Linked DNA regions of Mus musculus: region 1 is linked to region 2. Evidence: chromatin contacts called from ENCODE Hi-C data. All regions are on one chromosome and are shown on one strand. Each heading gives the region's core, a stretch centred on a gene start or an enhancer-like site at or near the end of the contact. The rest is flanking DNA. Distances are from core to core; before and after follow the strand shown.

Evidence for each region. A loop is a pair of places that touch in the nucleus more often than their neighbours do.
Region 1: a loop to region 2 is called in a map of T-helper 17 cell, with 45 times the contacts of the local background. The contact joins the enhancer-like site here to the promoter of Trim29 in region 2. A Hi-C loop is called at or near these places in 5 of 37 maps with a recorded cell type or tissue (T-helper 1 cell, T-helper 17 cell, T-helper 2 cell and 1 more).

The regions. Positions count from the first base shown.
Region 1 is chr9:62,433,148-62,438,441 of GRCm38, reverse strand. The region is part of intron 3 of Coro2b (coronin, actin binding protein, 2B); the gene reads left to right. Among named protein-coding and RNA genes, the nearest start is that of Gm40523, 20 kb to the right of the region's middle. Within about 2 kb of position 2,486, at least 1 of the 3 ENCODE cell types and tissues checked has a DNase peak (open chromatin) inside an H3K27ac peak, as active enhancers do.
Region 2 is chr9:43,309,429-43,314,048 of GRCm38, reverse strand. Trim29 (tripartite motif-containing 29) reads right to left here and starts at 3,286. Exons shown (of 9, transcript NM_023655.2): 1 at 2,370-3,286. The coding sequence starts at 3,173.

The DNA of each region.
Region 1 (5,294 bases), core at 1,237-3,736, about 19 Mb before region 2:
AAATACAGCCTGGGTGCCCATTCTGTGCCAGGCAGCATTGCCCTGTTGGGGACACAGGGAGAATGGCCTGCACTATGGAGCTGGCTATTGGTAAGTCATCTCTGCATCCCGAAAAGGGTGAGTGCAGACTGGCATTTCCATTACGACTGGACAGAGTAGCTGGCAAGCCCACAGGAAATTGCTATAGACAGATGGCTCAGTAGCTACCAGTACATTTTGACTCTGACGTCAACAGGACGCCTGTGCTGCTTTTCCTATAAAGAACAGCACAAGGCCCAGCATGGTGGCCCACACCTGTAATGCCAGCACTTGGGACGTAGGAGTATCAGGATCAGATATCAAAGGCCATCCTTGGCTGCATATGGAGTTGGAGGCCGGCTTGAACTACACGAGACCTTAAATAAATAAATAAATAAATAAATAAATAAATAAATAAATAAATAAATAAATAATGGCTGGCCCTCTGGGATGGAGGAGATGGCTCTCTGGGTAGCAACTCTTACTGTGTGCGCATGAGTACCTGAATACAAATCCCTAGAACCCGCATAAAAACTATACACATACATATACACACGTACCCACACACACAAAATAAAATCAATATTAAAAATAAAAGCTCAGCACATAGTGACAGGTGGCCCAGGAGACTTGATAGTGACAACGAACCACCTCATTCCCGGTTCATGAACTTGTGTATAGTTTTGTTATTTTATTGTGGGCTCCTACTTCTAAAAAGTCAAAGTTAACTGTGAAACAGCTTCAGGCAGCCTTTCCGGAGAGAGCCAGAAGAGGCGCTGTCGTCACGGGAGGCCATGGCTATGTGCGTTGCTTTCCTGAAGACCTAGATGTTACAGGGACCAAAGATGCAGAAGCCAGAGTCAGAGCTACCCATGACCCTGACCCTGCAGGTGTAGGTGGGCATCATGTCTTAGCTTTGATAATAAAATTAAGAAGTGAGCAGAGCAGAGCACACTATGCCTAATCTTGACATTTGAGGAGGAAAAGGGAAACAGTTCAAGGTCATCCTTAGGTACATAGTGAGTTCAAGGGCAGTTGGGTCAAAAAAATTATAATGAAAGAAAGAAAGGAGGGGCCAGGGAGAGGTTCAGTGGCTGAGACTGCTTGCTGCTCTCATATCCCTGATTCCATGTCAGGTGGCTCACAATCATCTGTAACCCCAGCTCCAGGGGATCCAGTACCTTCTTCTGGCCTCTATAAACATCAATATGCACAGACACATACATACACACAGATACAATAATACATACATACATGTATACATACATATATAACTAAAATATAATTTTATTCTCTCATATATTATACCCTGACTATAGTTTCCCCTCCCTCCCTTCCCCTTAGGCTCTCCCCAACCCCAATATAATTATTCTTCAAAAGGAAAAAAAGAGTCACATCTAAAGTTTGACCTATTGAAAAGTTGTCTGTAATCCTTAATGTTATATAAGCATTACTCAAGTAGGTATTGCAGATCCATGGTCATTGTCTTAGTTGGGGTTTCTATTGCTGTGATGAAACACCATTACCAAAAGAAACTTGGGGAAGAAAGGATTTATTTCTATTACATTTCCATATCACAGTCCACCATCCAAGGCTGTCAGGACAGGAACTCAAACAGGTCGGGAACCTGGAGGCAGGCGCGGATGCAGAGGCCATAGAGGAATGCTGCTTACTGGTTTGCTCTTCATGGCTTGCTCAGCCTGCTTTCTTATAGAACCCAGGACCATCAGCCCAGGGATGGCACCACCTACAGTGGGCTATGTTCTCCCAACATTGATCAAGCATCCATCAAGAAAATGCACCATGGGTCAGTCTGATGGAGGCATCTTCTCAACTGTGATTCTCTCTTTCAAAATGACTCTAGCTGTGTCAAGCTGACATACAACTAGCCAACAGTCATCTTCCTGGGAGGATACAGATTTTATTTTCTTTAGTCGTCGAGGCAATTGATTTCATTTTCTTTAGTCGTCGAGGCAATTGTGTGGCACCGGTAGAGTCACCCCTCAGCTGAGAAAACATGTTCAGAAAAATCTAAAATCCTTGGCCACAGATTCACAGTGACTCAGGTCAGAGCCTGGGTTTGCAGGGAGCTTGCACAAGCTCAAGGTCAATCCTTGTTGTCTAGCTGACCTGTCCCCACTCACGCACACTCTGTTTTGGAGGCTCTATCTCCTCCTTAATGCGCCAACTTTGCCCTCACTTGTCTGCGCATGTCCGCATGTCCGCTGTCTCTCAGGAGACTGAGCTCCTGGAAGCCAAGACACGCCCCGCCCCCCGCCCCCCTCCACCCCCACTTATCTAATTGATTAAACGTGACTGAGTGTGACAAGACCCTGGCTCCGGGCTGGAAGGGGACTCTGGCACAGCTGGCTTGCTGGAGGAGAACCCTCCACGCTTCTCTCCACCCCTTCCTTCCCCAAATCCTGTTTGGCACAGTCTCAGGTTTCCTGTGTTATTGCAGTAAGCTCCCAGCACACTCCCTGGGCAGAACCACTGTGTTCCTCCCACATCCCAGATACACTTTGTTTCTAGCAAATTCCATGCATTCTAAGAGACAGGAGTTTCCTTCTGGGTGTTTTAAGCCCACTGTGAACTGCAGCTACTCTCCAGAGCCCAGAGCTTTTTTTTTTTTTTTTTTTTTTTTTTTGTCTCTGGTGCCAACTTCTTGCTGTGTCAGGCCTCGTGATTTCTTCCCTCTCAGCAATGTCAGAGATGTCTGGAACTAATGTGCAGATGAGAAAGCTGGGCCCAGGAGAGGAACTTCCAGGTATCAAATAAGAGACACCTCTCTTTGGGGTATTGATTCTCCCTGGTTCCCCAAACCCTGTTTAGGTGCTAGGATCTTACATTTAGCAATCACCACTGTCCAGCTGTATACACCTCTCTGTCTCTCTTTGTCTGTCACTCTCTGTCTGTCTCCCCCCACCCCCTGTTTCCCAGAGGCTGGACCTGGGGTCCCACTTCCCTTGTGTTCCTGTGGCACAAGACAGCTGCCACTCTAACAACTCAGTTCACATGACTTTGGACCCAGCTGGATTTAAGCCACAAGCCTCTGCAAGACCCATAGACCCCTTTACTTTCTACACCAAGAGTCAGAACCTCAGAGAGGTTAATGGCTCATCCAGTGTCACTCAGCTGGTGAGTGAGGTTTGTCCTCAATGCACATGCACACACACACACACACACACACACACACACACACACACACATACACACACACGAACATGTATGCATATGCATTCACATTATATACACAAACACATATAAATGTATATAATTTATTTCTTATATGTTTATACATGTATCATATATATTCTTATACATGTATGCACATATACATGGCATGTCTGTACATAGCAAGATGTAAAGATACAACTTGCCATCACATGAAAATAAACAAGCTATGAAACATGCATAACAGCAGCTTTTTGGAACAAAAGAAGAAAGTGTGTGTGTGTGTGTGTGTGTGTGTGTGTGTGTGTGTGTGTGTGTGTGTGTGTGTGTGTTGTACACATGTCTAATCTAAGCATTAGTCTTCTCAATTGGAGGTGAAAGGAATGTGTGTCTTCCTGGTCATCACCACACTCCACTGTTCCCACTGTTTCTAAACTAGTCCTCACTCCACAGCACTGTTAGGTGGCAGAAGGTCATGCCAGGTCCCTCTTCCTGTCACTCTTGCACACTAGCAGGTAGTGGTGGGTGGTAGGCGAGAGCTACCAAGGGACTTCCAGTGAGGAAATTTGTTCTCAAGTGGGCTGATTCCCTGAAATGGAGAATGGTGGTTTCAAGTTCTCCATGGAAAAACTTCCTTCTTATCGAGTTGATAGACAAGTTATGGGGGCTTTTGTGGGGAGGCCCTTGCTTCCATAATCCGGGGGAGGTGCACCTGATTGGTCAGGAAACTTGGCAAAGGAGTTCTCTTCAAGCACCCCAACTTCAGCCTTGCTTGCCTTCAGATGATCTTTGTGCATTGATGGTCTAGCCAAATGGTGAGCGTGATGAATTGACATCACATATTAAATTGTTCCACTCTTGTTAGCCAATTGTTTTCTGTCTAGATGATGTCATAAGGAATATCCCATGCCTTCCTAGGTATATTAGTGACATAGTTACTTCTTTTGACTAACTATGAGAAAGCACTACCAAGGCAACTTATATAGAAGAGTTTATTTGGTTACAGAGGATTCATGATGGTTACAGAGTTCATCATGGCAGGGATGCATGGCGGCAGCAGCAGCAGCGGCGGGAGCTGAGGGTTTATGACCTTTAGCATAAGCATGACCTTAAGCATGAAGCAGGGCGTCAACTGGAAGCCCTAGCTGGGTGGGGGTGGTGCACACCTTTAATCCCAGCATTTGGTAGGCAGAGGCAGGCAGATCTCTGGGTTTGAGGCCAGCCTGCTCTACAGAGCAAGTTCCAGGGCAGCCAGGGCTACACAGTGAAACTCTGTCTCAAAAAAAAGGGGGGGGAGAGAGAGAGAGAGAAAGAGAGAGAGAGAGAGAGAGAGAGAGAGAGAGAGAGAGAGAGAGAGAGAGAGAGAAAATGAACTACTCAAAGCCCACCTCCAATGGCTTACTTCCTTCAGTAATTACCTTCCTTCAATTCACCTCCTGAATTTCCCCCAAACAGCACACTACCAACTAGGGACAAAGTGTTCAAATACAGAGCCTACAGGGGACATTCTCATTCACACCGCCATGGCAGATCACAGAGTGTCATACAAGGGCCTTGGGAAATGGCTCAGTGGTTAGTTACGTGTGCTTACTTCTCTTCTAGAGGATCCAAGTTTGGTTCCTAGCACCCACGTCAACTGCTGTAAGTCTAGCTCCAGGTGATCTAGTGCCATATTCCGGCCTCCTTGAGCACTGCACTCAAGTGCACACACTTGTGTACACACACACACACACACACACACACACACACACACGGGACCTGGGGGCATCCCACTTTTCATCATAATTCTGTAGCTATATACAGCCCCTCATAGCTGATAAGCTGTTATCACCGCTATCTCACGCTGAATCCCAGTAGGCCAGGCAGGGCAAGAGCAGGGACAACCTCCCCCATGACACATATACACACCGCCTTGTAGATGACATGGCAACAGTTGAGATGAATGCCTGCATGGAGCCACTGAAGCCCAGTGGGATGAGCATCAGAGACCATGGTCTGTCTGGGGCTCAGTGCCTCTCTCTGGAGCTCCCCACCTGGACCATTTTTGGCCCATCTTTCTCTCCACAGACCATCCTTTTCTGCTTCTTGGCTCACACAGGACT
Region 2 (4,620 bases), core at 2,037-4,536:
TGGGTGTCATCTTCAGCTTTGTGCAACTAACCTAGACATTGCCTAATGACCTCACCTGGCCTCACCACCAGGCCTGCAGAGCTGGTTCTGCCTGCTCCCTTGCACAAAGGCATGCAGGAGCTGGTGTTTGAGTTTGGTTCGGAGGCCTTCAGAAGATGCCAGAATTGACACTCTGCTTCACCCCAATCCATCAAACCACCTCCCCTATTCTGGGTCAAAGTCCCCCCAAGTCAGACATCCCATAATAGCCAGCCCCAGACACTGTTTCTGTGCTGTCTCCTGGATGCTCAATCCCACTCCTGTCTGTCTATCCTAGTGTTGCAAGAGCACAGACAGGTGAGTTGTTACCCCACGTTACCCCAAGTTCCCACCATAGCAGCCACTCCAGTATCCCATTCCCTCCCAAGGTGGGTCCAAGGCACAGCTTTCTCCAGCCAGGTTCCATCCTTCCCTTGGGTGTGCCCTCCCTCCATCTGCGGGGTGAACAGGAGACCGAGAGACTGAGAATGCTCCATTAAGCCTGGTATTCTCCCTCTGCAATTCCGTGTTCATGCTTCTGCGTACCTGGGAGGGTGTCCCATCTTGTTTGTATGTCTGAGACTCTGTTTCTTTACCACGCCCTTGGAGTCAAGGACTCTCTGAGCCCTACAGCAGCCCCTGGCTGAGAATAGCAAACTCGGAAGCTCTTGTGTCTCTAGGCTAGAATGCCCACACCTTCCTGCCCTCTGGAATCAGCCCTTCTGCAGATGCTCACAGTGGAACCAAAGTTTGCCCAGAAAAGAGGCCAGCGGTATACCAGGCTTTCGTGGGAGTCGGGACCTGAAACCTTTGCTTTCTGTATCTGCTTTGTCCCCCTTCTCACCCCAGAGTCCTCAGAGACTCTTCTAAAACTCTTGTGAAGACAGAGAAACATGAACACAGTCTAGAGCAGTGGTGTTTGTTTGTTTGTTTGTTAAGATAGAGACTCACCAGAGGGATCTGACCCACGGGTTGAGAACCGCTGGTGTAACCCATGCCTCGGTTTCACATGGAGGGAGCTTAGTCACTGTCTTACATTTCATGACTGGCACCATCTTTACACCAGGCCTGAGACTAGTTCCCAGTGCCTTCCTTCTGTCCTGAATTCCCCAGCACAGTCCCTAAGAATGGCTTCACGCTCCCTCTCTCTTGTCTCCCATCCTGAAGCTAAAGGCCAGGATGGAGCCAGAGGACACTGGTGTCAGAGGACACTGGAGCCAGGGACAGGAGAAGCTGAAGACACCTTTGGGAGCCAAATGAAGCGTCTAGAGAGGATGTCTGAGTCTGTTTCCACCTGCGACTCAGAACCTGCTGCCCGAGGGTAGTGGCAAGCGGCACAGAGTGAGTGACCGGCAAGCATGTGATCACGGAGCTAGGTAAAGAGGAGTCCCTTGGGGTACAAAAGCTGACAAGAAAGTAAAGCCCCTGCCCTGGCCACCAGGAAGGTTTGCCCCTGGGAAGGCCACATGCTACTGGGTGAGTGAGCTCAGGAAGGGACAAGACCAGTGGCCACAGCTGGGCCTTACCCAGAATACCTTCCCCAGGTGCAGCACACCCACAAGTCTCCACTTGCCTTGCCTCTGCTCCTCCCCGTGGAAGTACCGCCTAATTGCACACAGGGAATTCACACAAACACACTTACGTAGCCCATACATAAATAGGGGCAGACACCCACATTCGCAGACACCCGTGTGCGTATAAAACACACATTTACATCCACCCACCCACACATGCTCTCGATCCAATGTTGTCCACCCACAGGCACAGACCTGTCTGCTGGAGCCACACAAACAAAGGGCACAGGGCCCAGCTGAGAGCAGAGGAGGGGATGGGGGTGGGTGGGGTGGGGTGGGGTGACTTCCAGATTAGGGCAGAGCCAGCAGCTGCAGGACTGCAAGTGCAAACCTGGAATCAGAAAAAAAGGGTACTCAGGAGCCCTCAAGTCCCCTCTTAGAGTCTTCCTGCCTTAGTATCACCTGTGAGGACAGGGGGAGGGGAGGGAGAGAGGGAGGGAGAGACAGAGAGAGACAGACAGACAGACAGAGGGAGAGACAGACAGAGGGACAGACAACAGATCAGCCAAGCAGAGAGTTCTGAATCCTTCCGTTCTACACTCCAGCCCGACTTAGGATTCATCTGGTGTGCTTTGCCTAGCGTCTAATCTTCTGTTGGCTCGAACGGGATGTCCCTCTTAAGATCGTTGGAAGTTAGAGTGACCTCTGACCCCCAGGGTGAAGATGAAGAGGAGGAAGAAATGTTTCCTAAAAGCAGAGCACCGTGAAGCCATAAGTCCCCAGTGAGGATCCAAGTGGGAGGGTTAAGGGAAGGCAGCGAGGGGCCTAGCAAGTCACCTCCTTCTCTGCCTTGGCCTCCTCCACCGTCACGGTGCTGTGGTTCTTGTGCTCCTGGAACATGCAGAGATAACAGATGCAGGTCTGGTCGGTCTGACAGAAGAGCTCCATAGTCTTGCCGTGCAAGGGACATTTTCGGGCCTCGAAGTCTCGGATGGGCTCGAGCAGCTGGTGGTCCCGGAAGGCAGCGCCCTCCAGGTGGGGCTTCAGATGCAGCTCACAGAAGGAAGCCTGGCACACCAGGCAGGACTTGACGGCCTTCTGCTTGTTGCCGATGCAGGAGTCGCACAGCACCTCCTCGGAGCCCGACTTTGCCCGCGCCAGGAGGCTGGAGTCAGCCCTGGGGTAGCTATTCCTGCGGACTTCCCCGGGCTCCACGATGGTCACCGTGGGTTTGCGGGGCTCGGAGAAAATGGACTTTCGCAGCTCCCCCTTCTCAGCAAAGGTCACAGGAGGTTTCTTGGAAGCCCCCAACTGGAGCCCCGCATAAGGGGACCTCCTGCCTTCCGCAGAGTCCATACTGAAGTAACTGGAGCCTTTGTCGTCGACAGACTCCACAAACTGGATGATAGGCCTGCGCCACTCATTGCTGGAAAATAGGCCACTCTTCCCCTCCCCTGACTTCAGGGCACTGCCCAGGGTCTTGCCCTCTGTCACCTCCCCACTGTGCCCGTTGGTTGTCTTGGTGTCCTTACTGTCTGCTTTAGTGCCATTCTCTAGGCTGCCGCTGGGACCCGGTGGGCTGCGGGTGTCCCTGGCTTCCGGGCTGGCCCCATTGCTCCTGCAGGCATCGGCACCTTCCATGGTAGGTCACTTGCTAGCCTGTGTCTGCTGGTTGGGGTCTCGTGGCAGGTGGCTTCAGCGGATGTCTCGGGGCACGAAGTGGGGCTGGCAGCCAGAGCCCAGGGACACACCTGTGGGGAGAAGGTGGGGCAGGAGGAGGAGCCATAGGAGGAGCAACCTGACAAAACGGGCCGAGAGAGACAGGCGGGGCAGAGTGGTTAATTACCTGGGCCACGCCTGCACATCCATCCCCAGCCCGGGATTTTAAAGAAGTGTTTTTTATGTCCCAGTTTTATTACTTCCCACCACTGACAACCTGTTAGGCTGCTTCATCAGATGCACTTCTGGCAGGAAGGCAGAGCCTCTGTCCACACAGGTGGGCAGGCTTTGAGGAGGTCATTGCCCCTGGGGGCAGAAGGTGAGGTGTCCGCAGAGGTTCACGGGACAGAAGGCTTCTTAATTGGGTCACACAAGCCAAATCGCCTTGTAATTTGCGGGTTGGACATCAAAAGCAAGTCTCCACCCTAGGACAGCATATTCTGAGGGAAGCTGTGGCCCAGGTCTTGTATGCACAACTGATTCTAACCAATTTGCGACTGATGTCTTGGGTATTTTACGTGTCTGAGCTTATTTAAGCCTCTCTACAATCCTCAGTCTGGCTCTCTCTCTCTCTCTCTCTCTCTCTCTCTCTCTCTCTCTCTCTCTGGTTCTCTCTCTCTCTCTCTGGTTCTCTCTCTCTCTCTCTGGCTCTCTCTCTCTCTCTCTCTCTCGCTCACTCTCTGGCTCTCTCTCTGCCTCTGTCTCTCTCTCTCTGTCTCTGTCTCTTTCTCTCTCTGTCCCCCTCGTGTGTGTGTGTGTGTGTGTGTGTGTGTGTGTGTGTGTGTGTGTGTGTGTACTCATGCCTCTGTATGTGTCTGTCTGTCCAACATCTTGCTCAATTGCACATTCCTTTTTTTGAGGCAGAAGATCTTCCTGAAGCTGGAGCTGGCCATTGGATCTGCTTGTCTCTTTCCTATCAGTGGTACTACAGACACAGGATACCACATCTAGTGTTTACATGGTGCTAGAGAGTGAATCAGGTCTTCATGCTTGCCCGGTGAACATTTCACCCACTGTGATATCTTGGAGGTCATTCCATAGGGCCCGGCCAAGAAGAGAAGGTGTGCAGGTTTTTCTGAGTCATACAAAAAAAACCTACTGTAGAGAAAGGAAAGAATCAATGTCTGGTCTCTGGGGAACACCCCCACCCCCAACCTGGCTGCCTTTGCCACCTGAGTCCCCAGCTGTGCCTTCTGACAGAGATAAAACTTAGGCACTAAGAGGACACTGACTTCAGCCCGTTACAGGCCTGGGATTATAGTCTGGGCCTTTTGAGGTTGTGAAGTTCCTTCTTCTATCCCTGGTTCTTAGAGCCACCTAAATATCTCACTAGAACATAGCTGCTGGAGGTTTTCCTATGCTCATGGCC